Regions from separate parts of the Homo sapiens genome. Here region 2 is linked to region 1. The links are chromatin loops, found by intact Hi-C in ENCODE. Cell type or tissue: mammary epithelial cell. All regions are shown on one strand. Links, peaks and the distances in the headings refer to the core of each region. The heading gives the core; the rest is flanking DNA. Region 1 overlaps LOC107984933 (a long non-coding RNA gene). Region 2 overlaps LOC107984934 (a long non-coding RNA gene).

Region 1 (14,999 bases), core at 4,195-9,194:
AGGGTTAGTTCAGGCTTCTCTGGGAAGAAATTTGATTTCTGGGAAGGAGAGAAATGAGAGAATAGGCATGGAGGGGCTGGAACTCTGGAAGAGACGGGATCAGTACTGAGTCCCCCGGGACATCCCAGGGCAGCCCCCTGCCCACCCATCCCAATCTCAGCTGCTCTCCAGCAGGAAGGTTGGGGTCCAGGGGTGGCCTGTCGCAGAGAGGAAACCAGAGCCCAGAGCCCAGTAGACTTGGCCGTGGGGAGGGCACAAGCCACTCCCCTCTCACACCCTGAGAGGTGGATCTTGTGGTCTCAGCCTATAGTCAAGGACAGGGCAGCTCTGAGAGGCTGTTCAGCTCCCCAGTGGGCGGCCAAGCTGGACTTACACCCAGCCTGCCTAGCCCCAAGCCAGGCCCTCTCCCACATGGCCAGCTGTCCTGCTCAAGGTTCGAGGAGGACACCCTAGTGGGGACTGCCCACAGGATGCTTTGCGAGGATTGGGGTGTCGAGCTCTCAGTCTCTTCCCTACTGAAAGCCATGGGTCACTTCACCCAGAATAACTTCCCTGAGGAGCCAGGCACAGAGTGGCTCATGCTTATAATCCTGGCACTTTGGGAGGCTGAGGTGGGAGGATTGTTTGAGCCCAGGACTTTGAGGATGCAGTGAGCCATGATCACATCAACGCACTACAAGCTGGTCAACAGTGAGACCTTTTCAAAAAAAAAAAAGAAGAAGAAGAAGAAGAAGGAGAAGGAAGAAGGAAGAAGGAAGGAGGAGAAGGAGAAGGAGAATGAGGAAGGAGGAAGGAGGAGAAGGAAGAAGCAGGAGGAGGAGAAGGAGAAGGAAGAAGGAGGAGAAAAGGAGAAGGAGGAAGGAGGAAGCAGGAAGGAGGAGAAGGAGAAGGAAGAAGGAGGAAGAGGAGAAGAAGAAGTAGAAGAAGAAGAAGAGGAAGAGGAGGAAGAGGAGGAGGAAGAAGAAGAAGAGGAAGAGGAGGAAGAGGAGGAGGAGGAAGAAGAAGAAGAGGAAGAGGAAGAAGAAGAAGGAGAAGAAGAAGAAGAAGAAGTCATCCACCCTAAGGATAACAGTGACACTACTAATAACAATAATAATGATCACACCAATCCCCACTACTCTGACTGGGCCGACCCTGTGCCAAGCTCCTTCCAGCACACCACCCTCTTCATCTCATCAACCCTCACTACAACCCTGTGAGCTGCTATGGCTCACCCCACGTCACAGATGAGGAAACTTAAGCTCACAGAGGTGCAGCAACCTGCCCAAGGCCCCTCAGCCCCAGACAGAGCCAGACTGGCCCCGGGTGTCTAACTCTGGAGCTCAGAGGCCTCCTCTGCATCTCCCACACTGGAGAAGCTTCTCTGATACTTTCAGGCGTTTCGCTGTCCCCACCCTCCCCTTATACAATGTTGACTCACACGTCCCTTTAAACTGATTTGAAATGGGGCCCCTGTTTTCCATTTGTCTCACTCTGAGCAACAATATCCATGAAATCAAGGCTTCAATCCACTAATTGCTTGTGGGCTTTTTCCTGATACTATTAAAATACATACATGACTGGGAAACTATGAAATATAAAATGTTTGTGCATGCACAACCCATGCATATCCCAGTGAGTACACCCCACTCCCTGGGCAGCTCCAGTTGCTATTGGAGAAGTGGCAGGATCCAAGAGAAGGCGGCACCCTGGGTGGACATGGCCTGGCCCCTACCAGCCCAGCCCAGCCCAACCCAGCCCAGGGCAAGGCCAGTTCCTCTCCTTCCTGGAGAGGCCCCATCCACACCTGCTGCTCCCAGGCAGGGTCTGGGCAAAGGAAACTCCACGGCAGCTGGAAGGGGCCGGCTGAGCATGGGCCTTGTATGGGAAAGCCCATCAGGGGGATCCAAGGCTGTGATGACCCCAAGGGACCCGAGAATGGGACGCACACTGGGGTACTCACCACGTGCTCCTCCTTCTTCCCAGAGGAAGCCCCAGGCACTGAGGGGCAGGATTCCAGGCTCTGCACCACCCCAGGGAGAGAACCCAAAAGGTGGCTTCTGTTCAGGTGCCAAGGGTCCTACCGCAAACAAAGAGGAAACTGCAAGTGAAAATCTGACAATAAGAAAAGGGAACAGAACCTTCCAGAAAGGCAGCCACATCCAAACGAGCCCTGGCAACAATGGCAGGGTAGGGAACAGGCAGAGAAGCTTCTGGGAAGTAGTAGGGGCTATGGGGAAGGGCATGGGGAGTCCAGACATGGTACCAATCCAGGCAGGGACACCAATCCAAGTCCCCTGAAGAGTACATGGGGGAATGAGAGGTTTTCCACTGGGGAAGAGAAGCATCAGGGGCCTCATGGGGCAGACAGGCCCAGGTTCAAGTCCCAGCCCTTCCCTTTACCACTGCAAGGGCTTGCTCTCTGAGCCTCATTTTCCCCCATCTGGAAGATGGGATCAAATAGTACCTGCGTCCTGAAGCTGTTGTGAAGAACAGCAGTGTTTAGCATGTTCATCTTCAACAGTGAGGGTGCCCAGCCCGTACTCTGCACTTTGCACACATCCCCTTATTTCACAGTCTCCCCTAAGCAAGGAGAATTATTCTTGCCATCTCCCAGGGGAGCAAACTGAGCCCCAGAGCTGCAGTCACATGACCACAGCCACAGGCCATGCCAGGGACAAGGCCCACCACACCAGGAAGGAGGAAGGAGGAGAAGGAGAAGGAAGAAGGAGGAAGAAGGAGAAGGAGGAGGAGGAGGAAGAGGAGGAGGAGGAAGAGGAAGAGGAAGAGTCCATGGTCTCTCCAAGGTGTCTGTGTTGGGGTTCCTCCAACACCTCTGCTCAGTGTCTCTAGTATCCCCCTGCCCCCACCAGGCTGCAGTGACTGGGGCTCACAAACAATTATATTCTGATTTGAGGACAAAGGACTTAGCCATTTGCAAATAGGAACAAGAGAGGATAAGGCACAGGAAGGTGTCTCCTGGGCGTGCCCCTTCTCAGCCCCCACTTCACTCCCAACACACAGGTCTTGGCTGCTGCCCCCCGAATTACAAAGACTCTACACATACAAAGGCCAGGGAAAGTGGAGGTGACCCTCACACAGACACTCCAGAGTCATATGTGGAGGATGGCCCAGCTGGAGAAAGGGGTGTAGCCTTCTCTGACACCACAGACCCATGGTTTGTCCTATGAGCAAGGTCATTGCCTACCTTGGGAGTTTTTGGGAAAAGGAGATTAAAGAGTGAGATGCTACTGATATCCCTCAAGTGACAGGGGTAAAACCAGCTCTCTCTGATCAGGTCTGAGCCAACCCTAGTGCTGAGGACTGAAGGCTCCTCATTTCTGGAGACTCAGAGTCCCCGACACCAGACTCTCCCATACCAGCCCCACGCCTGCCATTCCAGGCCCAGCCTCTTCAAAACACAGCACCCCAAAGCCGAAGGAGCCTTCACACTCACTCCATCCAGTCTCTGGGGCCCATTTCACAGGTAGGAAAACTGAAGCACAGAAAGTGCCACCAGACAGCAGCAAAGAGAGAGTGAACATAACAGAAATTTCTGAGACAACAGGCCTGACTTCAAATTCCAGCTCCCACTTCAGTGCCCAAGGCGGGGTCTCCTTTAACGTCTGGAAAATGTTCATCTCCCACCTCTCTGCATCTAGCCCAGGGTCCTGCACACATTTGTTTGCCTTAGTTCCTCTACCTGCAAAATGGTCTGTAAAAATGGATCACAGCAAAGTTTAAATTAGAAAATCCATGTAAAGCCCCTAGCACATAGTAGGTACCCAAGAAGCAATAGGTGAGACCTTTTCAAAAAAAAAAAAGGAAGAAAGAAGAGGAAGAGGAGGAAAAAGAAGAAGAGGAAGAAGAAGAAGAAGGAGGAGGAGGAGGAGGAGAAGGAGGAGGAGGGGAGGAAGTGGAGGAGGATGGGAGGAGGAGCAGGAGGAGGAGGAGGGAGAAGTGTTTAGCATGCAGCTTCGTCTTGAACAGCGAGGGCACCCGGCCCGTACTCTGCACTTTGCACACATCCCCTCATTTCACAGTCTCCCCCAAGCGAAGAGAATCATTCTCCCCATCTCCCCAAAAAGCAATAGGTGCTTCTTGGGTACCTACTATGTGTTAGGGGCTTACATTCTGAGAGCTCAATAGAGGACCAAGGCTGTCCTGACCCAAATCCCCAGATATTGCATCTCCGTGGGCAGAACAGCCCCTGCCTACACCAGCATACCTGCTGCCAACTGAGCTCTGGTGGCTGAGCTTCCGAGCCACAAGGTAGCTCTGAAGAGGAGGCAGGTGCAGCCTCAGTTAGCAGGAAGCCCCTGAGAAGCTCCTGTCTCCTCCCCTATTAATTGCATTGGCATCTGGAACAGATGGGGTGCTGGGACTTTCCCCCCATCTTTCACAGAACTCTGAACCAGGACATAAGCCATGTAATTAAAAGAAGAGAAATGCAAAATAATCCTCTTAGTGAGACTTAACCATCCTCCCTCCCTTTTAAATCTATTAATGAACTGTAATTGCAAAGACAGACCCTTTATTGAAACCTGGTAATCAATTCACTATGGAGCAAAGAGGTTCCCAAGACCTAAAGATGATAAGAAATGTATATTAATTAGCTTAGTTCTTTATCTGTATAAAAATCAAGCAAACAAAAATATTGGCTGCAAAGCAATTTGCCATCTGCCAATAGACTCTGGCTGCCCTGGGGAGATGCTGGTTTCCTTTTTCCTGAAATTTGTTTATAACTTGCTGTTAATCAAACCTAGAGCAGAGAGATATGTGGAAATTATATGGAGACGACGGATTTCATGAGGACCTTGAGCAGACATGGGAAGAATTGCGACAAACGAGCAGCGGGAACTTGGGTTGCAAGACCCCACGATGCCAGCCCTGCCTTGCTGGGAGCTTGGCAACAGAGCCCTTTCTGAATCAGCCCCTCACAGAGAGAACGTGATCTACAGGATGGCAGGTGCCCGAGGATGGCTGTTCCAGAAGATTCCATATAGGTCGGTCTCCCTAGAAGCAGAGCCTGAGACGGAGATGTGTGGGGATGTGTGGGATTGTGGAGGGCATACCCTCAGGAGAACGGGAGTGACGGAAGCAGCAGAGGGCAGGCAAGAAGCCAGACCAGGGCATGGGCTCAACGCGAGTTCACCCCCAGCCTGAGCCCACGGGGAGCTCTGGAACGTCATCTGTGGCACCACACGGCTCTCCTGCCCTGGGCAGTGAGATAGATTTTTTTGAACCCTGTGTCATTAGCTGAAGGTCACCGTGTGGGGAGAGTTTAACCTCTTAGCCTTTGCAAGGTGAGTCTGCAGTCAGCGCTCTTGAGCTGAGGTTAATACTCACTGCAGCCAGAAAGAATTGGTGCCCTGGTCAGTCAAGAGGATCTGGGTGGGTACCAGCTGTCACGCCTGTTATGGCTTGGGTTGTGTCCTCCAAATATTTATATGTCGAAAGCCTAATCCCTAGCACCTCAGAATGTGGCCTCATTTGGAAATAGGGCCTTTACAAAGAAAGGCAATCAATTTAAAATGAGGTCATTGGGGTGGGCCCCAATTCAATATAACTAGTGTCCTTGTAAAAAGGGGAAACCTGGACGTAGAGACACACATACCAAGAGAATGCCATATGAAGATGGGAGCAGCAATTGGGTAACGCTTCTACAAGCCAAGGGACGCCGAAGATTGCCAGCCATCCATCCCCGAGAAGCTAGGGGAAGACATGGAACGTATTCTTCCTCACAGCCCTCAGAAGGAACTCACATTGCTGGCACCTTAAATGGGGACTTCTAGCCTCCAGAACTATGAGGGAACACAATACATTCTGTCCTTGAAGCCCCTCGGTTTGTGACACATCGTTATGGCAGCTTTAGCAAACTAAAAGCCCATCTGTGACTCCAGCCACCACCAACATCTGCTGATTCTGCCCACCCCACCAGAAGGCTCGCCTCTGATAATAGCCTCCTTATTTCCCTGGAGAAACCCTCTCGGTCCTAAGGGGTCCTGCAGAAATCACCCCACCCCAGATGGAGGGGTAGCCAGAACCCCAGGTCTAGCCAATCAGAGCCTTGCTTCCCCAGCCACAGTGACTGGTTCAGGCATGAGCACATGACCCAATCTGAGCCAATCAGGCTGAATTCCGGCCCTGTCCGTGGAATCAGAGACCACAGGGTGTGAGCGTGGAACCATGGAGCCATCTAGAGGAGAGAGCCTGTCTGTGTGTGAGGCTGGCATGGTGGAGACCAGAGCCAAGAATGGAGACCTGATGATATCATTTAGTTAACCATAAGGCTTTCATTTCCCCCATCATCCTGATTTCTATAAATATATTTCATCCAATGTATAACTAAACTGTTTCAGATCAATTTTGGAACTTATAAATTTAAATACTACAAAAAAATAGGTTGATTCAGACTGCAGTCCAGGGCGATCTTGAATTAGGAAGTGACACTACGTTATTAAACAAAATTATAGCAATCATTTATTAAAGGTGAATTACATACTGTAAGTGCCAGGCATTAATGCATTTGTTTTATATGCATTACCTTAAACCTCACAACCACAACCCTTCCTGTGACGTGAGGCCTATGATTTCCTCATTTTTCAGTTGAAAAAACTTGTGTTACTTTCAACCAGCCATTCCTCTACCCTGATACCAAAAAAGCCAAAGACAGCACACAAAAAGAAAACTACAGACCAATATCCCTTGTTTCTTTCTTCTGCCTTCCTGTGGGTTATGTGAATAGTTTTTTTAGACTTCAATTTTGACTTATCTATACTGGTTTTGAGTATATCTCTTTGTATAGTGTCTATAGTGGTTACTGTCAGTTACATTACATTAATATATAGATAATTTATCACAGTCTACTAGTGTCATCATTTTGCCAGTTTGAGGGAAGTATAGAAAGCTTGCCTCCCTTTACCCTCCTCGTTAATAATATAAATTTCTTAACTATTTCTTCTATATACATTTAGAACCACATCAGAAAGTGCTATAATTTTTTTCAACCATCAAATACAATTTAGAAAACTTAAGAGGAGAGTAAAAGTTCATTATATTTACCCATACTTTTGCTTACTGTGTTCTTTCTTCTTCCTGGTGTTCTATGATTCCTTCTTTTACTGTTTCTTCTCCATTTAGAGAGTGTTTTAGCCATTCTTTTAGGGTACGTTTCTGTTAGCAACAAATTATCTTAGTTTTTCTTCATCTGAAAATGTCAATTTCCCCTTCATTTATGAAGGGTATTTTCCCTGAATATAGGATTCTGGGTTGACAGTTCTTTTCTTTCAGCACTTGAAAAAAATGTTGAGCCACTTCCCTCTAGCCTCCATGGTTTCTGATGAGAAATCCTTTTTTGTTCTAATATTTTTCCCCTGCAGAGAGGTTGTCATTTCTCCCTCACTGCTTTCAAGATATTTTCTTTGTCTTTAATTTTAAAAATTTTGACTATGATGTGTCTTGGTGTGAATATCTTTTGAGATTATCCTGTTTGGAGTTCACTCAGCTTCTTGAATCCGTAGGTTTGTGTCTTTTGCCAAATTTAGGAAGTTTTCAGCCATTATTTCTCTGAGTCTTTTTTCAGCCCCCACCTCCTTTTTTTTCTCTTCCTGGGATTCTGATGACATAAGTGTTAGATCTCTAGTTATAGTCCCATAGGTCCCTGGTGCTCTGTTCTTTTTTTCTCCCAGTATATTTTCTTTCTGTGGTTCAGATTGAGTAATTTATATTGTTCTGTATCCAAGATTACTGACTCTTTCCTCTGTCTCCTCCATTTGACTATTGAACCCATTCGTTAACTTTCGTTGTTTTCATTTTTGTTATTTATGGCACAGGGTATAGTCTTACCTTAGTGACTGTTCCGTGGGCACTTGAAAATAGATGTGTGTTCTTCTGTTTGGGGTAAAGTGTTCTGTATATGTCAATTAGACCCTCTTGATCAGGGATCCCCAACCCCTGGGCTGCAGACCGGTGTCGGTCTGTGGCCTATTAGGAACCAGGCTGCACAGCAGGAGGTGAGCATTAGGTGGGCAGGAATTACTGCCTGAGCCCCACCTCTTGCCAGATCAGCAGCAACATTAGATTCTCCTAGAAGTGCAAACTCTATTGTAAACTGTGCATGCGACGGATCTAGGTTGCCTGCTCCTTATGAAAATCTAACTAACACCTGATGATCTGAGATGAAACAGTTTCATCCCCAAACTATTCTCCCCACTACCCCATGTCCGTGGAAAAATTGTCTTCCACGAAACCAGTCCCTGGTGCCAGAATGGTTAGGAACCACTGCTCTTGATCGTGTTGTTCCGATCTAAAGCTTTACTGATGATCTATTAGTTTTATCAATTGCTGAGAATAGCATATTGAAATCTCCAGCTACATTTTTTGATTTGTCTGTTACTCTGTTCAGCTTTATCAGTTTTGCTTCATGTATTTTGAGACGCTAGTATTTAATGCATACACACTTAGGATTGTTATGTCTTCTTGGTAAATGAATCCTTTTATCATTAGGTAATGTTCCTCTTTCTCTCTAGCAATTTTCTTTGTTCTGAAGTCTGCTTTATCTGATATTAATATAGCCACTCTTTCTTTTCTTATCAACATTTTTATGGTGTATCTCTTTCCATTCTTTCCATTTCAACCTACCTATGTTGTTGTATTTGCAGTGAATTACTTGAATGCAGCATGTTGTTGGATTGTATGAGGTTCTGTTGTAGTTATTGTTGCTGTGGGTTTTTTTTTGTTTTTTTTTGCTTGTTTTAATCCACTCTGCCAATCTCTGTCTTTTAATTGATGCATTGAGACAATTTGCATTTAATTGTTGATATGTTAGAGCTTAAGTCTGCTGTTTTATTTTTTGTTTTCTATTTGTTTTCTTTGTTTCTTATTCCTCTGGATCTCTCTTGGTATCTTCTTGTGGGTTACCTAAACATTTTTTAGGATTCTGTATTGATTTTTTATAGTGTTTTTGAGAATACAAGAATATCACTTTCTATAATTTTCTTAGTGTTTTCTCTAAATATCACAAAATATATACATAACTCATCCTGTTCTACTGGTGTTGATGTTTTAACACTGGGAACAAAGCATAGGCCCCTTACTCCTGTTCAGATCTCTTTACACACTTTATGAGGATAATCATAAACTACTTCCTTTACATCCATTATACACCACATTAGATGGTTTTTAATTTTTGCTTCAACCAGCAAATAGGATTTAAGAAACTCCTAAGAAAAAGGATAGTCTACTCTGTTTATCCCCACCCATTCTTAGAGTCTTCATTCTTTCTGAAATTCCTAGCTTTCCTCCATTATCATGTCCTTTATGTTCACAGAACTTCCTTTAGCTATTCTTTAAGGGTATATCTGCTAGCAACAAATTCTCTTAGTTTTTCTTCATCTGAGAATGCCTTTATTTTCCCCTTAATATTTTCACCAGATATAGAATGTGCTATTGACAGTTCTTTTCTCTCTGTACCTGAAAACTGTTGTGCCACTTAATTTGAGCCTCCTTGGTATCAAAAGAGACATCGGCTGTCATTCAAATTGGTGTAACTTAGAAGTAACATGTAGTTTCTTTCTGACTGTGTTTAAGATGTTTCATTGTCTTTAGTTTTCAGGTGTTTAATTATGATGTGGCTTCACATGAATTTCTTTATTTTTCAGACAGGGTCTCACTCTGTCACCTGGGCTGGAGTGCAGTGGCACACACACAGCTCACTGTAGCCTCGATCTCCCAGACTCAAGCAATCCTCCCACCTCAGTCTCCCAAAAAGCTGAGACTACAGGCATGGCTGTACATGGGACTACAAGCTGGTGCCACCATGCTTGGCTAATTTTTGTGTTTTTTTAAAGAGATGGGGTTTCAGCATGTTGTCCAGGCTGGTCTCAAACTCCTGCAGTCAAGCAGTTCACCTGCCTCAGCCTCCAAAAGTGCTGGAATTACAAGCATTAGCCACCACACCGGGCCGACATGAATTTCTTTGGATTTATACTACTTAACGGTTTATTCAGCTTCTTGAATCGTTAGGTATATGTCCTTCTCTAAATTGGGGGAGTATTAGCCATTATTTCTTCAAATACTTTTTCAGTCCCACTCTCCTCGCCTTCTGAGACTCCAATAATAAGACTGAGAGCTATTGTGCTGATGTCCACAGGTCTCTGAGACTTTCTGTTTTATTTTTAGGTCTATTTTCTCTCTGTTCTTCAGGCTGGGTAAATTCTATTGATCTTTCCTCAAGTTCACTGGTTCCATCCTCCATCATCTCCACTGTTGAGCCATTCATTGAGTTTTTTATTTGGTCATTGTATATTTCAGAACCATCATTTCCATTTTGTTCTTTTTTATTACTTCTATTTCTTTGCTGAAATGTTTTATTTTTCACTTGTTTCAAGATCATCCATAATTGCTTATTGAATCATTTTTATGATGGCTGCTTTAGAGTCCTTGTTAGATCATTTCAACATGTGATTCATCTCAATGTTGGCATCTGTTGATTATCTTTTCTCATTCAAGTTGTGATTTTCCTATTCTTGGTATGATAAGTGATTATTTTTCTATTGTATTCTGAGCATTTTGAATATTGTAAGACTCTAGATTCTTTTTTTTTTCCCACAGTTTTAATGAGAGGGCCAGATGGATATGTGTGTTCTGCTCCCCTTGGGCCTGCCTGCAAAGATGGGGTCAGCTCTACTCCCCTGTTGCCTCTGAATGGAGGTGTTAAGCTCAGCTTCCCACCATGCCCTACTGACACCAGGGGTGGAGGGAGGTGAGGGCTGACTCACATCACTTTATTGCTGCAGGGTAGAAGCAGAAACTCAGCTTCCCACTGGGCCCTACTGACACCAGGAGAGGGACGGGAAGGAAGCAGAGTGCCAACCAGCCCTACTTCCTATCACCTTGTTCTGCTTTATGGATGCCAGATTAGGGTGCAGGCAGTTTCTCTCTGGACACACTGATGATTGCCAGTTGGATGAGGTTGAAAGTGTCAAGTGTAAATAGCCCCACAGTGCATTACCCCCTTAAGTCTCACTGCTGCCAGGTGGAAGTGGAGGTTCAGCTCATGGCTGGTCCTGCTGACACCACCCTGGCAGGGGAGTCAGAGCATCTATGTCTGCTACATGCAGCGGAAGTGGGGATGGATGGAACATCAGCTTCCTGCTCGATCCTGCTCAAATTGCAGGGCAGAAGGAGTGGGAGAAGAGCAGCTTTTCTGTTGGTATTGGAGTAGGGCAGGATTTGACAAAAATATTTCCTCCTTTGGCTTCCCTTTTCCCAGTCCTCTGCGTAGAGCAACAGGTTTTTCTTGGTGCTTTTTAGGTCTGTGTCTGTTGGCCATTCTGGGTTGGGGGCTTATGCAGCACTCTGTCCTAGGATATAAGGGAAGCAATAGGGAAAGGCAGAGAGCTTGCCACCGTGCCATTCCTCACATTCTGAGCATCTAGACAGTCTGCTTTCCTCTGTCCTTCAGCCTTCCTGTGCCTACTGCTGGGTTATGTCCATGGCTTTTTAGTTGTCATGGGGAAGACCTGAAAGGACTATGGAGACTCTATCTTGGAGGAAATGAAAGCCCCATCCTTTCAATATTTTAATGCTACTCTTAGACAGAAATAGGGATGCCCTCCCTAACCCCCACAATAGGTGAGGGCCCCATTACCTGTTTCCATGGCAACCCATGTGCTTCCTGTGTGGCACAACCAGTTGTTTTTTTCATAGTTATGTGTGTGTGTGTGTGTGTGTGTGTGTGTGTGTGTGTGTGTGTGTGTGTGTGTGTTTCCTGGCTAATATTGGTCCTCATGATCCCTTTTCTTTTTATTTTTTTCTCGTTTTTTCTTTTCATCCTTCTAATCAATGGAAACTAAAGTTCTCATCATTACTCATCAACAGGACCCACAAGGACCCAAGAACAGGGACATGTCCTGCTCGCTGCTGTATCCTCTGTGCACAGCACAGAGCCTAAAAAGGAAACTGTGAGATGGACTAAAAGCACCAGCGCTGGGAGGCAGAGCTCCTTTAGATCCCAGAGGGCCTTACTGAGGTGGTGACATTTAGGCTGATATTAGAAAGACAAAACAACAGAGCCAGGCAGGTGACACTCAGAGCCTCCCTGACAGAGGGGACGTCAAGTGACCAAGACCCACAGTGGAGATGAGTTTGGTGCATTTCCAGAGGAGCAAGGAGGTCAGCAGGTGTAGAGAGAGGCAAGGCAGCAGACCACAAGGGTCAACGTCTGCCAGCGTAGGAGGGCGATGGGAAGCCAGGAGGTGACATGGCCTGACTTGGGTTTGGGGAAGAGCTTCTGTCTGATGTGATCTGTGTGATCTGCATGGGCTGCAACAGGCACCCAGGGAGGAGGCTGCTGAAATGCTGAGGAGAGATGGAGTGGGGACCCTGAGTCAGGTTAGGGAAGATGTTAAGGGGTAGTTGGATTTGGGAAGTCACCACCTGCAGAGGGTGAGGGGTAATAATGGGGCAGGGTTCGGAAAGCCCCAGGCACACAGTAGCGGCCCCTCCACCCCGCCCAAGTAGAATCTGATTTCTCCCATCTCAGCTCAGGGCTTTCACCCTGCCCCAGGGTCCTCTGCAGAAAACAGGGTCTGCACCAGCTGCTCCAGCTCTGAAGGGGACAGTGTCAGCTGGCCTCTTGCAGAAGCAGACGTTCCTGCATGTTTTGCCTGTGACTTCTCACCACAGGTTTATTGGAGCCTGTCTCAGCACGCACTGGGGGCCCCTATGGAAGCATCTCCTCCAAAGCCTCACCTGCTAAATCCGGACCATTTCACTTCAAGCCAACCTGCCTACCAGAAATCTGCCATGCATCCAGGGGCTGTATACGGGATCCTGTCCTGAAAGCACAAGGGGAGCCCATTGCTTTCAAGACGCGTTCCAAGTCTCGAATCCCCACCGAGAATCTCACAAAGGCAAGAGTGTTAGCACTGGAACTCTAGGCATCCTCCCCTCCAGCCCCTGCACCTTACAGATGGGGACGCTGAGGCTAAAGAGGTCGAAGGCCCTGAGGCCCTGCTGCAATCATTAAGGGGAGTGCTTCGGGGTCAGGTAGATCTTGGATTCACGTTCTAACTCTACCACCTCATTGCTGAGAGCTCAGGTAAGTGACTTTCCCACTCTCAGTTTCCTCATCTATAAAATGTGGACAATAGTAATAGCCAACCCTTAAACTGTGTCTGACATTATTTTAAGCCCTTTATGTATATTCACTCTTTAAATTCTCAAAACAGCTCCATGAGATGGATAATATCATTACCTCCATTTTACATGGGAAAGTAAGGCACCCAGAGCTTAGGTAACTTGATAAAGATCACCCAGCCAATAAATGCAGAGCCAGATCCAAATCCACCTGGCCTTCAAGTCTTTCTTCCCAGCCCAACCCCACCCTGTCTCCAATATGTCCTTGAAGGTCATCTTACGTTAATTAATATATGTCTGTAAAGGGCTGAGCACAGTCTTGGCACACAGTCAGCACTCAATAAATGTTGACTAAGGTGTCAGGTGCCACCCTGCACTCTAGGGAAACAGAGTGGCCAGATGCAGAGTCAGCTCTCAAGGGGCTTCCGATCCCATGGGAAGGACAGAGGAGTGAATTGTCACTTACAGTGCAGACAGCAGAGCTGGGACTGGAGAAGTTCAGGGAGGCACAGGAGCTCGGGGAGGGGAAGTGGAGGTGACAGAAGAGGAAACAGCACGTACAAAGGTGAGGCAGGCCCGGGGACCCAGAGAGGAGCAGCAGGAGCCACTGTAGGTCCCAGAGGTCTAGGAAGGGACACAGTGAGTGGTGAAGGAGTTTTTCAGGGTCGCTGTAGAGCAGGACAGGGATTAGATGGGGAGAGGGCGGAGCCCGGAGTCAGAGGCTGGTGGGCAGCTGCCAGGGTTGGGGCTGAGCTCACATCCAGGTCCTCACTTCCTTACACTCCATGGGCTTGGGGGGCTTTCATAAGGACAGTAGGGGGCCCCCCTCACCTCCCTCTTATGGCGTGCTCTAGATTGGAAAGAGCAATTCTATGGGCAGATGCTGGCACCCCCGACCTCCTCCCGCTTCTCCCTACCCCATCCCCTCTCTCCCTGAAGATGTTCCCACACAGTAGCACAGTACATGATGAAGCACCCTCATTCCTGACAGCTCCAGCTTCAGGGGGCTGGGCTGGGGGAGCACTCAGGAGAGACACTGGACAGGGGCGGGGTGGGTGGAGCGGCAGAGCCTAGACAACACCACTGTCTTCATGGCACTCTACTGTGTCCTGAGTTTGGCGCAGCAGGTCAGTATACAGCTTAGCAAGCATTTTTCATTGTGTTTACTCACCCATGGTCCCATTTGATCTTGACAACAACCTGTGGCACTGTATTAGCACTGACCCCATTTTAGGCCATGGATATGGGCACAGAGAGGGAAAATGACTTTCTCAAGGTCAGACAGCTGGGAGATGGCAGAGCTGGGATGATCTTTGTCTCTGCCATGTGATGATACATACAGCAAGAAGGCGGCCATCCGCCAACCAGGAAGAGAGCCTCCTCAGATACAGAGTTGGCTGACACCTTGATTTTGAGGTTCCCGGCCTCCTGAACCGTGAGAAGTAAATGTCTGTAGTTTAAACCCCCCAGTCAATGGTATTTGTTATAGCAGCCTGAACTGACCAAGATATACACTGACCCCACACAATCACACACACTTGCTCACATGCACACACCCCACATGCTCACATCCCACACACCCTTTGTACGCTCAACAAATGTGGGTTGCTTTTCTAAGACCAGGTTTGCATCCCAGCTCTGCCACCTCCCACACACCAATTTCCACTGACCACCCGGGGGTCCTGTGGGCAAGAGTCAGGAGTATAGTAAGGGCTTTCTGGGGGAAAGCAGCACAGCCTCAAGAAGAGAGGAGACCCTTGCTGTGTGACCTTGGGCATCTCCCGTCACCTCTCTGAGCCTTTCTTTCCCTACCTGCAAAATGGGGATCATTCCAAATTAAGATGCACTTTATTCATAGCTAGCTAATTTTCATTATT
Region 2 (14,999 bases), core at 3,855-8,854, 140 kb before region 1:
AGCTTAAAGACAGCTGTGGGAAATGGGGAGAGGCTGAGACTCAGCCCTAGATGGCCTGGGGTCTCAAGAGGAGGAGCAAGGTAGCAGCTCAGATGCCAAAATCAGGGACAACAATAAGGAAAATAGCAAATGCCCCTCTACCACCTACCATTACAGGCAAGGTTCAGTGCCAAATGTTTATTCATTCAATCTGCACAACAACCCAGAGGGGAGTGTTATCTTATTATTCCCATTTAACAGATGAAGAAACTGAGTCATTCAGAGAGGCTGAGTGACTTGACCAAAGGCACACAGCTAAGAAAGTGGTAGAGCTGGGCTTCAAACCCAGATTATGTCCCAACACCAGGGTCTGTGCTCTTACCCATTACCCTCTCACTTGGTTATTAGACAGTCATTTAACAAGCATTCCTTAATCACTTTGTGGATGCAGATACTGCCCTCAGTGATGAGGATATGACAGGGAACAAAAGAGACTTGGTCTTAATCTCTTGGTGCTGATGCACCAGCTGGTCAAGAAGTAAACCACAAACGTCAGATAGAGATGTGTGCTATGTGCAAATGAAGGGACACAATGCAACAGAAGTGATGGTGGAGGATGCGGGGACAGAGCTGGATGAGTGTCTGGAGAGCCCCTAGGAGGAGGTGACATTTGTGCTGAGCTCTCAATGCCATGAGAGGATGAGGAAGAAGAACCTCCCAGGGAGAGGAAAGAGCAGGTGCAAAGGCCCTGACGCAGAAATGCATTCTGCGTAATTGAGAAACTGAGTGTATGAGTCAGATCTCACATTGCTATAAAAAAGTACTTGAGGCCAGGTGCGGTGGCTCATGCCTATAATCCCAACACTTTTGGAGGCCAAGGTGGGTGGATCACTTGAGGTCAGGAGTTCAAGACCAGCCTGGCCAACATGGCGAAACCCCATCTCTACTAATACAAAAAATTAGCCAGGTGTGGTGGTGCATGCCTGTACTCCCAGCTACTCAGGAGGCTGAGGTGGGAGAATCACTTGAACCCAGGAGGCGGAGGTTGCAGTGAGCCGAGATTGTGCCACTGCATTCCAGCCTGGGAGACAGAGTGAGACTCTCTCAAAAAAAATAATAAAATAAAATAAAATAAAAAGTACTTGAGGCTGGGTAATTTATAAAGAAAAGAGGTTTAATTTGCTCACGATTCCACAGGCTGTACAGGAAGCATGGAGGCTTCTGCTTCTGGGGAGGCCTCAGGAAACTTACAATCATGGCGGAAGGCAAAGGGGAAGTGGGCATATCTTACATGGCCAGAGCAGGAGGAAGAGAGGGCAAGGTGGGAGGTGCTACACACTTTCAAACAACCAGATCTCCTGAGAACTCACTCACTATATAGTACCAAGGGGGGTGGTACTAAACCATTCATGAGAACTACCCTCATGATCCAATCACCTCCCACCAGGCCCCACCTACAACACTGAGGATTACAATTTGATGTGAGATTTGGGTGGGAGGTGGGATCACACACCCAAACCATATTACTGAGCAGAGGTCAGTGTAGTGGAAACAGTCAGTGAGAGCAGAGGGCAGGAGACAAGGTCAGAGGGACAGGCAGGGGCAGATCGGGTGGACCTTGGGGCTACATGTGCTGCCATCCTCTGAGTGCCCTCCAGACCCAACCTCAGCCTCCTGCCAGGAGACTGATCTGAATGGATGGCATCAATAGGGCTCCTGTGCCCTCTTGTGCCCCAGCTTCTGTGTGTTCTAGAAGCACCAGAGGAGACCAAGTAACAGGAGTAGAAAGATATTGGGTGCTTATTCCCTGGCTCCCTCCCTCTTAACTATAGCTGCAATGGCTCTCTTTCTCTCTTGAAGCCCCAGCTCCATCTGGTGACCCCTCTTCTGAGGCTGCAGCTCTCTCTGAGGTCTGGTAACAGCTTCTTTCTGGACCGGGATGGAAACAGCCCCCCACTGTTGCCGGCCCCCAGTGGCCTCACCATCCCCTGCTGCCTTCCTGTATCCCTGCCACACCTTGGTGAATTGCCCTCCATTACCCTCCCTTCAATCACCCTCTCCCATTGGTCCTTGGTGGTCTGCTCCCTGCTAAGACCCTGACTGATAGTGGATACTCCTTGATGAGCATTCAGATTTCATTTGAAGTGCAATAGGGAAGCCTCTAGAGAGTTTAAGCTGGGGAGGGACTTACTCTGCTTCAACTTTTATGAAGAACCTCCTGGCTGCTATAGAAATGGATGGGAAGAGGGGACAAGAATAGACAGGGGACATATTGGGGACGATTGCAGGGTCTAGGCAGATATAGTGAAGTTTGGTCCAAGGTGGAGGCAGTAGATAGAGGACCCAGGCCAGATGGGTCCTTCAGATAGTAGCTTCAGCTCCTGAACTTTTGGCCCCTGAGGATCTTGTCCAGGGTCCTGAATTCCCCCAGTGCAGGGGAACTGATGGGTACAGAACCAAGATCCCCCTCAAGGCTGAGGCAGAGTTAGGGGAGCTCAGTGTGGAGGGAGGGCTCCTCGGGGCAGTGGGCCCTCTAGGATTCAAGAAGGATGGGTGGAGCCGGGCATGAGTGGAGCCAGCAGCTGCTCTGGGCCTGGGGCAGAGCTGCCTTGAGCAGGGATGTCATGAAGCCCATTGGTCCCAGAGCTCTGTGAGCCACTCAGGCACTGGCCCAGAGCCATAATCTTCACCCTTGCTGTCCATATAATTGCTTCAATCTCCCTTTGATTTGCAGGAAGTTGTGGCATGGGGGCAGGAGAGAGACGCCACTGGTCCTCAGTCATCTCCCAGTGAGCAGAACCCAACCAAGGTCCCATGGCCTGCCCTGCAGCCCCCTTCACACTCCAGCCCTGGAGTGGTGGGGTTGGGGCATCTCTGGCTGGTGCACAAGCCAGGAAGTTTGGGTGTCTTTTCCAGGTGGAAAAGGTGGAGGAGGGATTCACCAGGGGATGCTGGGCCAGTCGCTTAGCCTCTCTGAGCCTCACTTTTCTCATCTGGGAAATGGGCTAACACATACCTCACAGGGCTGTTGTGAGCCCTGAGTGAGATGCTGATATAGTTTGGATATTTGTCCCCACCCAAATCTCATGTTGAAATGTAATCCACTACTGTTGGAGGTGGGGCCTGGTGGGAGGTTATTGGATCATGGGGGCAGGTGCCTTATGAATGGCTTGGGCCACCTCCTTTGTGATAAGTGAGCTCTCTCTCTGAGTTCACAGGAGATTCCAGTCATTTAAAAGTGTGTGGCCTCTCCCCCAGACTCTCTATCTCTTGTTCCTGCTTTTGCCATGTGACCTGCCTGCTCCCTCTTTGCATTCCACCATGATTGCAAGCTTCCAGAGGCTTCCCTAGAAGCAGATACTGGCACTGTGCTTCCTGTTCAGCCTGTAGAGCCGTGAGCCAGTTAAACCTCTTTTCTTGTAAATTACCCAGCCTCAGGTATTTCTTTATAGCAATGCAAGGACAGCCTAATACAGATGCCAAGGCCAAGGGCTGTGCCTGGCCCTCTGCAGCTGCACCACATGAGTGAGTCCATCCCTCCTGCAGAGAGGTCGGCACTGACAATTCTCCCAGAATCCAACACTCGCGTCATTCAGCCTTCAGCATTCCCATAGGCCTCTATTCCCCGCTCAGGACCATCAAAGCATCAGGTGGGCAGCCACCACAGCCTTTTCCAGCTTGTACAGTAGGGGCCCTTATTTCTCTGCTGAGCAACAGCCTCATAGCCCCGATCACTAATCACTGCACCCCCAGCCTCATGAGCCTGTTGGATACATTCAGGAGACCCTGAAGCCTCCCCTGCCCTAGAGCTGTGGCAGGAGAAAAGACACACCATTGGCCAAGGATCTGCTGCCTCCCTGGCCCTGCGCTCACAGGAGCCTCCCGTGCCCTATTCCCTCCAAGACTGTGCGTGGGCAGGAGGGGGTCAGGAACCACGAGGACGTACACTGGACATGCCAGCCACCCCTGGGAGCAGGACGCTTACCTGGAGTCCCAAGAATAGAGCCTGCTGGGTGCACACGTGAGTGCTGAGTGACAGCAGTGATCAGATCTTTGGCCTGTCAGCACCTGGGAATAATTACAATCCTAAAAAAAGCCCTCATTATTTCTACCAGGGCCGTGGTGCCCTTTGGAAAAGTGGATGTTTCCTGCCAGATCATCCCCTGAAGCTGCATTTGTCACAAGCTATTGTGTAAATCCATGTTTGGCCCATTTTTTAAAAATGTGATTTATCCACTTGGCTGCCTTAACGTTCCTTCTCCAAACTCTCAAAATGTGGCTGATCTCAGGAGCCCGGAGAGGAACCATAAAGCATCACAGGGGAGTGGTCTGGCTGGGTCCAGCCTGGGGCTCTGAACTCCTCGTGCTGCCCCAGAGAGCCAGCATGGCCAGTACGGGCAGCCAAGGTGAGGGAGGGTGTTCTGCTCCAGAGCAGCAACCATTCAGGAACAGTGGAGGGACAGAACCTGGGATCTGGAGGAGGCTCAACTTCAGGCTTATTCACCCCAAAAAGGCTCACTGTGGTTCCACCCTGTGCAGCCCTGTGTGGGGCCTGGGCTGCAGCAGTGAACAGACAAGGTCCCTGCACCCCAAGAGCTGACACCATGGAATGGGGAGGCAGAAAGAGACAGATAAGCAATGCATCAGCAAGACTATTCCAGGTAGGGACAGGTACAGTGAAGAAATCAAAACTGGGTCATGCTATTGAGGTGGGGAAAGGACAGTGCCCATCAGATGTTGGGTCAGTGAAGGTCTTTGTGAGAAGGGAACATTTGAGCTGAGACCTCAATGGGAGATGAAAGACAGAGCAGTTAGTTTTGCCTGGTGGGATCAGGAAGGTTCCAAGGAGGAGACGCGATCTCATGGTGGATGCTTAGAATTGGACCAGGTGGGAGAGGGGAAGTGTCTTCAGGGTATTCCAGATGGGGCAACACAGGAGCCAAGGCCCACAGCAGTGCAGGTTCATAACATGTTGGGGGAATGTCTACTGTGGCCAGAGTGGAGCTGGAAGCGTCCTGGGGCCAGCATGTGACAGATCTCTAGTCCTGTGCTATAGATAGGACCCTCTCCTGAGACATGGGGAACCCTCTAAAGGGGTTAGACCTTGTGACTTCTAAGGCCCCTTCCAGCTTTCAGTTTCCATAAGGCAAGCTTGCAAAGGCTGTTGGCTTTAGTTGAGTGAAAACTGAATGCAAATAAACTTTTTAAAGTTAATAAGCTTGTTAAAAATAGATCTGGGGTGTCATGAAGTCCTGGAGTTCACAGAGACCAGAGGTGGTAGGGGAGACCGAACCTTAGTGGCCCAGGGTCCCTCACGTGGGGCTGTGCACAGATGGACACAGGCCAGGGCAGGATTTCATTCTCCTCCAAACAGTCATTCCCCTCCACCCTGCCCACCCACCGCAAGTGCCAGCAGCACCCAGAGGTCCCCTGCTCTTGCCTTGAATCCTGGCCCAACCCCCTGGGGTACAGTCCTAGAAGGCCATCCACCCACCCCCCAAAAAAAACCCAGCACAAACCAGGTCAACCTTCTTCCCCTCCTATTTTAGATCAAGCAGCCAGTCTGCCCTTTGGGAGCAACAGGCTCATTTCTCTTCCTGGCTCACTAAACAGTAGGACCCTGCGACTCCCACAGCAGGCTACTGGAGAAAGTTTTCTAGAACTTCAGACCCTTTGATGGAGAAGTCAGACTAATGAATAATTGAGACGTCTGGGCTTCCTGAGAACACTATGGATAGAGGTGTCCCAGTTCTTCCAGGAAAGCAGAGCTTCGGAGCGCTGCACGGAGGCGAAGAAAAGCCTTTACTTAAAGATGAGTCAGGAAGGCAGAGGGCTGGGGTGGAAAGGGCTGGAGGCAGCCAGGAGAGGCAGGTGCGTGGGCACTGGCTTCTGGTGAGCACTGCATGCAATTAGGCAATTCATGATCAGAGCACGGCTCTGCACTCAGACCTGGGTATGAAGCCCGTTTACATAATACAAGGTCAAAAGCCCAGCTCATACTCTCTTCCAAATGGCCAGATGGGTGGAGAGGCCACGCCCAAGATAGTACCAGCCTGACAGCCACCCAGCCAGTGGACCCGTAGGAAGGAGAGACCTTTCCCCACCCAGCATCCATTCATGACCCACACACACCCCTGACCCCACGACGCCCCAGAGGGGCTCTGCTTGCTCTGGCTTGAGCCACGTGCCTGCCTCTGCACCAATCGCAGCAGCCACTTGGATGGGAACTTGTGATTGGTCACTTCCAGGTCACATGCTCACTCCTACGCGGGAAGGGAGGTAGTGGATTGGCAACGCAACCAAAATAACATGGAGTATCAAGGAGCAAACAGGAAAGAAATGAAGGGCTCTTTGCAGAATGGAGAGAGGAGGGAATGTTACTGAGCACTTGGCAGGCATTCAAATGCCTTGGTGATCTGGCCCCAGGCTACCTATCCAGTCCCTTCCAGCTACACCCCTACTGCACTCAGCCTGACTCATCTGAATATTTGCAGGGTCCTCAGTGCTGCGCACTCACTCCACCGCAGGTCTTGCCCAGGGGTTCCCTCTGGCTTGGATGACTTCTACCACCTGCACAGCAAAGCCAGTCTTGGGTGTCACCTTCTCTGGTAAACCTTCCATCCTGCCCACTGGCATACTGTGCTTGGTCTCCGTCGGTTCACAGCCCCCCTGCCCAGCTACCCCGACTCCCTGCCCTTGAGAACAGAGATTTAATCTTATTCTCTTCTGTTTCACTAGTGTCTTGCACATTTTCTGGCACCCTGTCAGCTCAATGAATGTCTTTAGAATGAATCCATTAATGAATTAATTCCAGTTATTGGCAGAACTGATCTTTTGTGTATCTGGCAACAGCAGCTGCGCTCCATGTGCTGTGGTTTAACAAGCCTTGAGGAGATGTCCTTGTCCCAGATTGTATTCCTGATAGGCATCCTAAGAGTAGTTTCTTTCCCTCTCTGACCTTGCTTTCCTCGTCTGTGAAATGGGCTCCCTGACCTTTAACGCTGGTTCCAGTCCTGTAAGTCATGGAAAAGACTAGCCTTGGGAAACCAGGGCCAACCTGGGGGACCCTGGATAGGCCGTCCTAGAAGAGCCCTAGGAGACTGGCATCCTGGGAGGCAGAGGGGCCTAGGATGAGAGAAGTTTCCAAGCATATAAAAGTGAAATCCTGCTGAATTCACAATTTTGCTAATATTAGAATACTGTCAGATACTTCCAAAACCAAAAAAAAAAAAAAAAAAAAAAATGAGTTCTGAGTCTTGAATTAATCTTTACATTTTCACAGGGAAACTTAGATCTGTCTTTTGAAGTACAATAAAATCTCACTAATGAAAACTGATCATAATTCTGGGCACCTTTGTGTTTGCTATGGGAAGAATTGTTTTGCTAAACCAATTAATAATATAAACAAGACTAGAAGTGAAAGTATTTACCCTACTAAAATGAGCAAAGTTTTTGCAAGCCTCTTCTTCACAAATTCATGGGTCCAGGAGGAACTTCAAGATCCTCAAAATTGTTCTCCTCTCTCTAATCCTACCCATGTTTCCTGTACCCAAGTGAGGTCTCAGCACTGTGATCATAGGTAATAATAAGTAACAGTTAAAAAGGAGCTACCATGTGCTGAAAACTTGGCTGAGAACTTTTAATCCTCACAATTCTACCTCTGACTTCATCTCCTACTGCTCTCCCCACCTTACTACGCTCCAGCCACACCAGCCTTTTCTGAGTTCCGAGCTCACACTCACCTCCAGAGCTTTGCATGTGCTGTTCCTCTGCCTGGGGCTCTCTTCCCCCGCAGCAGCCTTATGGCTGGCTCCTCATTGTTCAAGGCTGAATTCAAACATCACCTCCTCTGAGAAGCCCTCCCTGATCATCCTATCAGACATTTCCCTCCTCCTGTCCATCAGGCCTCAATCCTGTACATCATCTGCAGCTATTGCCTTAGTAGCTCTCATCATGGTCGGAAATCAACCTATTTATTGATGTATTTACTTATATCCCACCTCCCCCTCCAGAATGTGAGCTCCTTCAGGGCAGAGTCCTTGTCTACCTTTTTCACAATTGCATTCCCACTGCCCAAAACAATGAATTTCTGTCTCCCCAAACCCCAACCTTGCCCATGGTGCTTTCTAATAAATGCATATTAAACTAACAAATGGATATATAGAAAGTACAGTAGACAAAAAATAACTCAGAATAAATCATGAGCCAGGCATGAGGTTTATCTTCACTTCATCCAACAAGTTTTCCTGAGTCATTTGAATGATTGCAAAAGGTCTGTCTGTTCTATTTAAAAGAGTGCCTTGCTTTCTGGACATCTGTATTCACAAATTCATCACCTAAAAGGGTTGTCAGCCATTGCATAAGATCCTAAGCACATTTCACAGATGAAAATACTGAGACTCAGAAAGAGAGTTAGATCAGTAAGATCTTGTGTGGTGTCAGAGACGACAAGAAGCCAGCTCACTTGGTCTCATATCTGTGTCTAAAGCACTCTGGAGGTGCTTTTAGAATCTTTCATCTGTCACAAGAATTGGCACAACTTTTCTGGGGGCACTGTAGGAATAATAATAATAAAATAATAGTAGGAGTAGCCAAAATGTCCTGAGTGGGATAAACAGTGTGGTAAACCCTTCAAACAACAACCCAAGGGGATGAGTACTATTGTTATCCCCATTTTCCAGAGGATGACACCAGGACCCAGATTCCCTGCCTCCGGTCCCTCACCCAGAGCAGGGACATGCAGGGGACCCTGGAGCACCTTCTGCAGAAGGGCTGGGTGTCAGACCTGGCTTCTCACCTCACCTGGCGCCATTTAGAGACATTAAAAAGCACTCAAAGCTAGGCTGGGTGCAATGGCTCACACCTGTAATCCCAGCACTTTCGGAGGCGAGGCGGAGGCAGGCAGATCGCCTGAGGTCAGAAATTCGAGAATTCGAGACCAGCCCGGCCAACATGGTGAAACCCTGTCTCTACTAAAAATACAAAAATTAGCCAGGCATGGTGGCAGCCGCCTATAATCCCAGCTACTCGGGAGGCTGAGGCAGGAGAATCGCTTGAACCTGGAAGGCAGCGGTTGCAGTGAGCCAAGATGGCACCACTGCACTACGGCCTGGGCAACAGAGCAAGACTCCGTCTCAAAAAAAGAAAAAAAAAAAAAAGCACCCAAAGCTGAAATCACTGAGATTTCTTCATCCTGCAATTTCTATTGAAAATTATTGTCTCTCACTTTTCTTCCCACCTACCCAAAATATCAAGTCAGTCTTTCCTAGAAGCACTTAATGGAGATAAAGGGGATTCGGGGATAATTTTGCCCCATTGAATAGTCACCTGGAGCGAATGAGAGTGGCCATATCCTCATGGGGCCCATCACCTCCTCTCCCCTCCCTGTCCTGTTCCTGCCCACTCCCCTTTTCACTCCTCAGAGGCAGCCATGGGAGCTCAGTCACTGGGGAAATTCACATGTTCTCCAGGGCCCCTGCCAAGGTCTGCTTTCCAGAAATCCAGTTCCCACATGAACCTGGCCTGACGTTACCAGTGAAAGCCTCTGAGCTTCTGGAAAGGAGCAGGGAGGAATCCCCTGGAGAGAAGGCAGAAGCCCCTCAGGCCTTGCTCTGAGATGCCACCAGCACCTGCTTGGTGGTGACACCTTGGAAATCCTCCAGGCCACAAGGCCGGGCCACAAGCTTTTCAGTGCCACTTGAGACAATGCTAGGCTCTCGGCAGGTTAGCAGGGGAAGGTTAAAGCAGGGACAGGAGTCTCTGATGCAGAGAAGCCATGACCCTTAACTATTCAAAAGCACAGCCCATCCCTAGAAGGGCCGGTCAGGGCTGCAGAGGGACGCCAACCTCCTCCTGGGGTCTTCATTGCTCTGGCTTTGGGATTCTCTGGAAACTTGCCCTAGCCCGCAGGCAGGGCCCACTGTAGTTACCCTTCATAATAAGAGCTTTCATTAAAATGAGCATCTACTATGTGCCAGGCACCATGCAAGGAATTAACACTCTATATATTAGGGTAATCACTGTGAAATTGCCAATTTCGTAGGCTGAAAATATAGGTTGAAATAGCAACAACTTTCTATCATTCAACCTAATACATTCTCCTATTTCATCTCCACAATAACACTGTGAGGCGCCGATCACGATCCTCATTTTATAGGTGAGAAAACAGAGGCTCAGGGAAGCAGCCAGAAGTGGGCAGTCAGAATCCACATGCACGTGGGCCCCATGCTAAGCCCAGCTCTCTCTGCAGGGCCTTACTGTCCCTCCTGTTATTCTCATTCCTCCTCTGCTTTGCCCTGTTCCCGGGGTCTGCGGCACTCGCCCTCACTACGGTGCCTTTGCTTCTGCTGGGCCTCCCTCTTGAACTGCTTTTCCCTTCCTGTCTTTCACAGGATCACAAGAGGAGCCGCAGAGTTGAGTTGAAAAAGATACCATGTCTGCCCTTAAAGGGCTCACTGCCCTGTGTAGACACAGGATAATTTGTGATTTCAACTCCATGTGTTCAGGAAGAAAAAGAGAGATCTGACTAGTAGCTTAAAAATGCCCGTGATTTTGCCTACACTCCTCTCCATGAATCCCTGCTCCACAATGACTCTAAGCCAGGAGCTCTGAATCTGTGGTTTCCTGGCTTCTGTTTACCTGCACCTGCTGAATCTATAGATGGACACCTCATGAGAGGTGATTCTGCAGAACTGGCCAAGCAGAAAGGCTGAGCTTGGGGATCAGGGTCTGTGGAGGCATCTGGGCAGGGGAACAGCGGTGTGGAAGGAAGCAAAAAAGAGCTCCGTGGAGCTGGAGAGTGAAGGATGGGGGGGTGATAAGGTTAGGCTTTGTGTCCCCACCCAAATCTCATCTTGAATTGTAAATCCCCAGGTGTTGAAGGAGAGATCTGCTTCTCTGTGGGAGGTGATTGGATCATAGGGACATTCTCCCTCCTGCTGTTCTCATGGCAGTGAGTGAGTTCCTATGAGATCTGATGGTTTTATAAGTGTCTGGCATTTCCCCTGCTTGCACTTCTCTTTCCTGCCACCATGTGCAGAAGGTCTTTGCTTCCCCTTCTCCTTCCGCCATGATTGTAAGTTTCCTGAGGCCTCCCCAGCCATGCAGAACTGTGCGTCAATTAAATATCCTTCCTTTATAAATTACCCATTCACGGCTGTGTCTTTACAGCAGTGTGAGAATGGACTAATACAGGAAGGAGTGGGGGAAGGTCAGGGCAGGTGATGACGCTGCAGAGTTTGGCCAAGGCCAGACTTGAAATGGCAAGCTGAGTTTGAAATCTATTCCAGAGGCTAATCATTTTCACCTAGGTTCTTCCTCTGTGGTGGCTCAAAAGTTGAGTTGCCAGATTAAGCAAATAAAAATATAAGATGGATAGATTCTCAGTTATACTTGACTTTCAGCTAAACAATGAATATTTGTTTAGTGTAAGTATGCCCCATACAATATTTGGGACATACTTATACTAAAAAATTATTGTTTATCTAGAACTCAAACATAACCAGGTGTCCTATATTTTATCCAGTACCTCTACTTGGGGACCAGAGCAGGCTAAGAGGAGGCCAGGAATGGGCAGGCTCAGCCCCCTCTCCACTGCAATCTGAAAAGTTTTGCTGCTCTAATTTTAGATTTTGGGGAATCTATGTCAGATCCATTTGAAAATAAGTTTCTGACTTCAATAATAACACTAAAATGTACATAAAACCATTGTGTAAATTATGTGTAAGATCCCTTCAGGGACCTAGACAAGGGGTTAGCAAATGTTTTCCATAAAGGGCCAGATTTAAATATTTAATTGTAATTAATTATAAATATTTAATTTTATTATACAGTTGTAAATATTTGATTATAATTAATATTTAATTGAAATATTTAATTATAAAATGTAAATATTTTAGGCTTTGTGTATTATACCATCTCTGTTGAAACAACTCAACTTTGCAGTTACAGTGTGAAAGCAGCTTTAGACACTTAGTAGGTAAATGAATGTGTCTGTTCCAATAAAACTTTATTTACAAAATCAGACTGTGGAGCCACATATGGCCCATGGGCTATAGTTTGCTGACCCCTCATCTAGACTGTTGGGCACACTCAGTGCTGGCTGAGAGAAATCATATTCTTTCCACGATGTTCTGTGCACAGGGACAATTCCTCTTAAGAAGCTGAAAATCTAACTGGGGACATCTGTATCTCTCTTCCTGCCACTGATTTGTGGGGTGATCATGGAAAAGGTTGCCCTTCCTTTCCTGGGTCTTAGAGGTCCCACTTCCATGATGAAATAGTTGGAGCCCCAGGATCTTCTCCCAAGTCACATCTGATGACCTGGTCCTACCATAACATCTGTCCCCAAGTGGTAGTTGCTATTCTCTCTCCCTCCTTTTCTAAAGTCCCCACTATCTGGTTGCAAGATGAAGACAGCATTTACTTATTCTACCCACTTTCGCCCCATGGACAATTTTTTTTTTTTTTTACATTTCCAGGGACTCCAGATGCCCTGAAAACCCTTCACCCCTGCTGCCTCCTTAGTCACTTACACTGGGCAGAATGCCCACGGCCAGGGGCACTGAATCTCCCCCATGCAAGTAAACATGTTGGCAGTGCCAACTCACTGCCAGAGACCAGGACCCCCTAACAGGGAGCTTGCCCACAACTGGGAATGTCTTTAACACCTATTGACAGCTCTTCCCCCATCGCTCTGTGCCAAAGTTGAAACAGTAAAAGGCATCGATTTCCCAGGACTGAACTGGGGGGCCAAGGTCAAGGCAAGGAAGAGGTGGGTTGCAGGGCACCATGCAAGATGGGTTTTACATGAAATTATGGTTCTGGCTCTCCCAGTGGCATCTCTTCTGTGCCACCACGACAGACAGCTCTGTGAGAAATGGCAGATTTGTATTTCATTAGGACACTTTAGTCAAAAGATCAATGATGCTTCTCAGAACCTCTCTGCCCATCCACTGGGGTGGGTGAGCCTGGTGAGAAGCCTGCAAAGACCCAGCTAAAATTAGGCAGCTGCCGACAGACACCCGATTCACAGTCACAGAGCATCGATTACAAAAGTGATGCTGGGCTGACGGGCTTTAATCGGCCTCCGTGTTCTGTCTTTGTGGAGAGGGACCTTTGTAATGAAGTGGCTCCCTCTCTGGGGAAATGAAGCTATCTGGGGATAGGCTCAGGATTTGGCAGAGTGCAGGAATGGAGGGATGGTGGCAGGGGGAGGGTGGTCATGGTGTTGGGGTCTGCGTGTGCTTCCTTCACCCAGAGCTTGGCTGTCAGGCTCTGAAGCCCAAAATGAAAAGTAAAGGGCCATCTACCGACTAGCTGAGTGACGCGGGCATCAGCCTCTCTGGCCTCAGTATTCCTCACCTGTAAAATGGACACAACAATGGAATCTTATCAGGGGGTTGTTCTGAGGATTTGGTGACTTGATTGATGCAATCCTATTGGCAGAGGGCCTAGCACAAAGGGAACGTTCTCTATCTGGAGGCTGGTGTTGATGTCTCTTACTGAGCGCCCCTGAACATCAGACACTCCACCAAATATTTTTGTTGCCTCATCTTACATAAACGTCGCATCAACTTTACGAGGAGTGGTTTCCTTTAAACAAACAAGGAGGATTTAAACAAATATTAAAATCTGCTGGGAAATGGCAGCTTTGGGTTTCAAGCTCACGTCTGTCTGACACCCAAATCCATTTCTATCTCAGCCCATCCTTTCCCTCTCCTGCTACTCCTCCTCCTCCTCATCATCCTCTTTCTCCTCCCCTTCCCTTCTTCCTCTCCTCTTCCTCCCACATCCACCCAGCCAGGCCATCTGCTCACAGTTCCTTCATCTCCTAGGGCCTCCTCTCCTCTGCCTGGGCACCTGCTGGCCTTTCCCTCCCTCCAGCCCTCATATTCTGTCCACCATCAGGGCACGGCCCCCCCTGAAACCACCCCCCCCGAGTTCTCTGGATGGCAGTGCTGTGTTGACTGACTGCCTCACTGCATCTCACCCAGGCTCACTGCTATGAGGGACACTATGGTTCAGGGAGGAGAGGACTGGGCTTTAAGCCAGACAGACCTGGATTCAAATCCCAGCTCAGCGACTTCCAAGCTCTGTCATCACCATCAATTCATTTAACTGCTGACTCCCACTCCCTTGGGATAATTATACCCACCAAGGCCACCGGGATTGAATGGGAAGAAAATCAGCCCTGGTCCCTCTGCTGAAACTGGAAGTTCCCTAGGTGCAGGCAGAGTGGGAGGGGGTACGAGGAGGGAGGTGGGGGCAGAGTCACCACCACTCACACCTCCATGGTGCCTGAGGTTGTCATACATTTCGCCAAATATTTTCACATCTGCCCCCTTCAGGAACCACGCTGGGACTCTCCTCCCGTCCCCCTGGAGAGACAGAAAGTGAGACCTTCTGGCTAGTTCTGGGCAATGAGTTGTGCAGGTGGAAATACTGTGTCACTTCCCTGTTGAGCACCTAATAGTTGGTACCAAACCCACCAGAGCTCTCCTCTCCCCTGGTATGAGAGCTGCACTGTCCCCAGGGTCTGTGGGTGGACATGTTGAGCACAGCTACTCCACCCTGCCCTTGGTAGATTTGTAGGATTCGCAAGAAATAAATATCTGGGTGTTTTAGGCTACTGTGCTTTGAGAGTGTTTGTTCCTAAAGCATAGCCTCACCTATCCTGACTGGTCCAGTGCTCAGCATGCGGAAGGCCTCCAGCTAGGTGCCCTCCATGATTGGCTGTTGAAATAAGGGCATGAGCTGCCCCTCTGATGCTGCTCCAATAGGTCAGGGATGGGGGCAGCAGTGAGGAAGGAAGGAAGGAAGAGAAAGAAAGAAGAGAAAGAAGGAAAAAGAAAGAGAGAGAGAAAGACAAACAGAACGAAAGAAAGAAATGTACAGAGAATAACAACAAGTGATACAGAAGAGATGTCGTGTAGCTATAAAGAACACAGACACGGGAGCATACACCAGACCAAGCTTCAAGACCTGACTTGGCCACTTTCTTTTCATGTAACTGCTGGCAA

Evidence for each region. Peaks named below come from ENCODE experiments on the same cell type or tissue, not always from the same donor. Only the 100,000 strongest peaks of a DNase experiment are listed, where the experiment ranks them.
Region 2: it touches region 1 in a loop (2.3-fold over the local background); 2 of 110 quality-filtered maps call a loop at or near these places.

Annotation. Positions count from the first base shown.
Region 1 is chr1:29,504,647-29,519,645 of GRCh38, reverse strand. LOC107984933 (a long non-coding RNA gene) reads right to left here. Exons shown (of 3, transcript XR_001737955.2): 2 at 1,943-2,059; 3 at 1-38. Among named protein-coding and RNA genes, the nearest start is that of LINC01756, 160 kb to the right of the region's middle. In mammary epithelial cell, for the core only: a CTCF peak has its summit at 6,171 (motif pointing left); a DNase peak (open chromatin) is centred at 6,145.
Region 2 is chr1:29,641,039-29,656,037 of GRCh38, reverse strand. The region is part of intron 1 of LOC107984934 (a long non-coding RNA gene); the gene reads right to left. Among named protein-coding and RNA genes, the nearest start is that of LINC01756, 300 kb to the right of the region's middle. RefSeq lists an enhancer at 4,986-5,065. In mammary epithelial cell, for the core only: no CTCF peak of the experiment used is centred there; a DNase peak (open chromatin) is centred at 6,397; H3K27ac peaks cover 253 bases.